2 separate regions of the Homo sapiens genome follow, and region 1 is linked to region 2. A link is a loop called in an ENCODE intact Hi-C map of the cell type or tissue named here. Cell type or tissue: gastrocnemius medialis. All regions are shown on one strand.

Region 1 (2,500 bases), 200 kb before region 2:
CCTGGGCAACAAAGTGAGACTCCATCTCTACAAAACATCAAACTATTAGCCAGGCATGGTGGTGTGCACCTGTGGTCCCAGCTGGTGGTGTGCACCTGTGGTCCCAGCTACATATATGGGAGGCTAAAGTAGGAGAATTGCTTGAGCCCAGGAGTTTTGAGGCTGCAGTGAGCCATGTTCATGCAACTGCAATCCAACCTGGGTGACAGAGTGAGACCCAGCCAGAAAGAGAAGAGAAGAGGAGAGAAGGTGAAGAGGAAGGGGAAAGGGAAGGAGAAAGGAAGGCAAGGAAAGGGAAAGGAAAAGAAAAGAGAAAAGAGAAGAAAAGAAAAAATTTTATACCCTACACTGGTTTATTATTGTGTACTCTCCTGGAGTCCAGCAGCTCTGCCTGACTCCCAACAGCCTGCTGGCTGGAGTTTGGAACTTGATTCTAGCTGGAATTTTTTTATTGTAAAAGGCAGGCGAGAGCATAGACGGAGCACCAAGGCTTGTGTCTGGCACACAGTGAATGTGGAATAAACTTTTGCTCCCTCTTTTCCCTTTTCTTTCCTCCTCACTCAAAAGTTCTGTATATTTGGTCAGATCCAAAACATGCTGAGCCTCTTTGAAATTGTTACTTTGGTTCTTTCCACATGCAATAAAGTCACTAACCTTTTTAAATGGAAACAAAAACAAAGACTGTTAGAAAGCAGAGTTTCCCCTCCCGGGTCACCAGCTTTCCCTTACTGGAGAATAAGCAGGGCTGTGCTGAGACCGCGGCTGGCCAGCCAGGGCCAGAGGGAGGCCCCAGGTCCGAAGAAGGCGCCTCCAGCTGGGTGCAGACCCAGCTCTCCAGTCAGGAGGGGGGCGCCAGGCCTGCTGGCTGCTCCTGGGTGTATCTTGGTTTCAGAGATTCCAACAGTAGGAAAGCCAGAACCTCTCCAGATGGAAGACCACCAGCCCCGAAGGTGACTGTGGTGCTGTGGTTCTTGGCTCGGGAACATGTTTTTGCTGTGTATGTTGGATGGGAGACCCGTCTTAAGTAGACGTGTGTTTGTGTTGTTTAGGGGGTGGTGGCGCACAGCCACATGTGCTTTCTGGCCTGGGGTCTGGCAGGATGTGAAGGGAGGCAGCCGCTCGCTGTCCTTTGGCTGGTGAGATCTTTCATTATTCTGTTGGGCAGGGGGCTGGCATTCTTCCTGTGTGTTTGGTTTAGAAGCGAGTGGTCTTGCAGCCAAGGGCATGGGCGTTGAGCCCCAGCTTTGTCACTAACTTGTTTGACGTCCAGCAATCCATTTCCATCTCCGGGACACTAATTCTTCATTCCTACTGGCGTGGTCAGAGGAGGCCTAGTGGACAGTCAGGGCTCTTACCACCACCCAGCAGTAACGAAGCCATGCATCCCTCTGAGCCTCCCTGCTGTGGTACCAGCACAGGCCACAGGAGGCTCTCCTGCCCCTCCAAGCCAGGGACATGTCATTGGGGACCTGGTGGGGAGCTGGAACTCCCACCTCTACCCAGAAGCAATGACGACTCCCCTTTCCCCCTCGGGTGTTACTAGAGGCCAAGTGGGGAACCTGGCCTTCTGTTCCCACGTGGCCATCATGTTGGGGGCCCCCTTCCTTGCTGGAGCAGTGTCAGAAGAAGCCAGGGAATAGGGAAAGTTTAAATAAGATCTAGCACCTCATACCATAATACCTAAAATGTCCAGGTTTCAATGGAAAATCACTCATCACACTGAGAACCAGGAAGATCTCACACTGAATGAAAAAGACAATCAGTTGATGCCAGCACTGAGTTGACAGAGATGTGGGAATATCTCACAAAGACTTTGAAGCGGCCATCATAAAAATGCCTCAAGGAGCAATTATGACCATGCCTGAGGCAAATAAAGAAAATATAAATGAGAAGTCTCAGCAAAGAAATAGAAGAATCAAATGGAAATTTTATTTTCAAAAAATTGTAAAACATTTTATTGTAGATTGACAATTTATAACTGCATTATATTATGGGGCACAAAGTGATGCTATGATTTATGAATACAATGTGGAATAATGAAATCAACCTAACATATTCCTCACCTCAAATACTTATCATTTTTTGTAGTGAGAATATCTGAAATTTACTCTTAGGAAGTTTGAAATGTACAAAATACTGCTATTAACTATTTTCACTGCACTATGCAATAGATCTCAAAAAAGGCTTATTCCTCCTGTCTGAGTCTCTCTACCCTTTAACCATAACCTCACCATTGCCCCCACCCTCCAGCCTCTGTAGCTACCATTCTACTCTTTGCTTCTGTGAGTTTGATGTTTTAGATTCCACATATAAGTAAAAACATGTGGTATTTGTCTTTCTGTGCCTGGCTTATTTCATTTAGCTTAATGTCCTGCAGGTTCATCCATGTTGTAGCATGTAGGATTTTCTTCCTTTTTAAGGTTGAATAATGTCCCATCATATGCATAGGTATACCATGTTCATCTGTTGATGGACACATAGATTGATTCCATGACTTGGC
Region 2 (2,500 bases):
CCTTTTATCTAATTCCTAGAAGACATCGATTGCTGCATAGCTTGGTGGGTGAAGAATGGAAAAGCACAATCTCACTTTATTTTGCTGGTGGCTTTGCCCTCCCTTTCCTACAAGCAGTCATTCAGGCCTAATGGTTCTGTTCCTCCTAATTATTCATTTGTTCATTCGTTCATTAATTCATTCAGTCTGCCATTCAATATATATTTATCAAGCATCCACTATGTTCCAGGTGCGATTCCAGGCTTCAGAGATAGAACAGTGAATCAAACTGATAATGCCCCCCTCTCCAGGAGCCAGCATTCTAGCGAGAGAGAATGACTTGCTGAATTGTTTCAGTTGGAACTTTTTTTAGACTCTGAACCTTGGAAAAAGTCCACTTTCCATGGGCTTATTAAATGTGCTGAATCAGACAGTTGGTGCTGTTTACTAGAGATCAGGGTTCAACCAGCTTTAGCTGCATGACCCAGAACATTTGATTTTATGATTTACAAAATAAAAAGTTATGGCCCTCTGCAGATGTCCCATCTAATTTGCTCATTGTGTTCCTTAGAGGCAATGTGGTATTGTGAAAAAAGCAAGACCAAGCTTTGCGGTTCAAGTGGCCCGTGCTTGCTGGGCCTCAGTTTCCTGATCTGTAGAATGAGGCTGGATAAATCTAAGTTTCTCTCCAACTCTACAGTCTGATGGTTCTAGTACTACAAGATCAAGATTTTTTTCCTAAAGAGCCATTTGTCTTATTTTAGCTTCAAGCCAAGCCAGGGCATCTGAGAAATACCAAGCCTCCGTTGTGATGTGTCGCCATGAAAATGTTGGCTGCCCTCTGGATGCAAGTCTGCTTGTGCTGTGCTGTGGCTCAGAGTTAAATTTAGATAAAAATCAGTTAGGAGCTAAGAATATTCCCAGCTTTCCTGACAGGTTGTATCCATCATTATGGGAGGAAAAACAAGGAACTGGCTGCCTGGCGACAGGGAGCGGGCCAGGCTGAGTGTGAGGTCAGGCCTCGGCTGGAATCTCACGGACTTGAAAGGACAGAGACGTTTCCTGAGATGTCTGCGGCAGAATGTGGGAGGCTTCAGCCTGAGGAAAGTTCAAGTTGGAGAGAAAGGTTGCCAGACCTTTGAGTGACCCACACTGCTTATAACTTCTAGAAGGTTCTTTTAGGGAAACCTGCTTAGAATGAAACCCTGAAACGTCCTTTGCTGCCTCCTTAACAACTTGCATTAGAGAGTTTCTTCAGCCAAAAGGCGAATGTCTGTTGAGTGGAAAGGAGAGGACGGAGTCGATGTTGTCCCCTGTGAGATGTCATGTCTCAGGCAGTATGCTGGACATTCCCGAGACGCCAGCTCTGCTCAGGTGACTTGTGTGCCCTGCCCTTGTAAGCCTCGAATTACTCATCGTGAAATTGAGGTCAAGCCACTCACTCACAGACAGGGCTGTGGTAACAATAAAATGAAGGGTGCTTAGCACATTGAAAATAACTCAGGCAGTGTTCCATTATTGCTATGGGCTGGGCGTGGTGGCTCACGCCTATAATCCCAGCACTTTAGGAGGCCAAGGTGGGTGAATCTCTTGAGCCCATGAGTTTGAGACCAGCCTGGGCAACATGGTGAAACTTCATCTGTACAAAAAATAAAAAATTAGGCAGGCATAGTGGCACGTGCCTGTGGTCCCAGCAACTAGGGAGGATGAAGTGGGAGGATTGCTTGAGCCTGGGAGGTCGAGGCTGCGGTGAGCTGTGATAGCACCATTGCACAATCTAAACTGGGCCACAGAGCAAGACCTCGTCTCCAAAGGAAAAAAAAAAAAAAGACCACCATGATTGTTCTAGTATTGTTTATTGTTGTGCCCTCCTGGGCCAAACGAGGAGGGGTGGGAGCTGCCCTGGGTGTGCCTATGAGGAGGGCCTTGTGGTCTTGTGGAGTCACTCAGATGTGCTTTCAATCTGAGCTCCCCCACTTCCTAGCTATAGGACCTTTGTTAAATTCATCTTTGAGTCTCAGTCCCCACTCCTCAGAAATGGGTATGACATGTACTTTCTAAAGCTATTCTAAGAATGGCATGCAGTTGTCATTAATTAAAACACGCAGCACACGGTAGGTATTCAACAAACATGGGGAATTGTGTATCATCGTCAGTAGAGGATGCTCTCAAATTACACTAACTCTGCTAAAATCCAGGCCAGGATTGTGATTCGTTGGGAAGCCTTGGGGAAGTTGCTTCGCCATTCTGAACTTCAGTTTCTTCTTCTGTAAAATGGAAGTAATAACAATAGTATCAGCTTTCTATAGTTACTATGAGGATTAGATGACATAAGGCATGTAAATCCATTAGCAGTGTCTGGCATGCAGTAAACCCCTCAATAACTGTTAGCGCTTTCCTTCCTGCCCCTCTCAATTCTTCCAGGACCCAGGTGAAGAGAACAGTCCTATGCTTTGTTCCTTCTGATGTACAATACTGTCATATAAACCCACTCATTTTTTTCTCACTTTCTCTCTCTGCC

Evidence for each region. Hi-C counts contacts between places; a loop is a spot of excess contacts. Peaks named below come from ENCODE experiments on the same cell type or tissue, not always from the same donor. Only the 100,000 strongest peaks of a DNase experiment are listed, where the experiment ranks them.
Region 1: a loop joins it to region 2, with 3 times the contacts of the local background. A loop is called at or near these places in 21 of 110 quality-filtered maps.

The regions. Positions count from the first base shown.
Region 1 is chr15:71,124,849-71,127,348 of GRCh38, forward strand. The region is part of intron 1 of THSD4 (thrombospondin type 1 domain containing 4); the gene reads left to right. Among named protein-coding and RNA genes, the nearest start is that of CT62, 11 kb to the left of the region's middle. In gastrocnemius medialis, a CTCF peak has its summit at 1,401; no DNase peak of the experiment used is centred here; H3K27ac peaks cover 2,268 bases.
Region 2 is chr15:71,328,294-71,330,793 of GRCh38, forward strand. All of the region lies in intron 6 of THSD4 (thrombospondin type 1 domain containing 4), which reads left to right. Among named protein-coding and RNA genes, the nearest start is that of THSD4-AS1, 140 kb to the left of the region's middle. In gastrocnemius medialis, no CTCF peak of the experiment used is centred here; a DNase peak (open chromatin) is centred at 1,358; H3K27ac peaks cover 1,898 bases.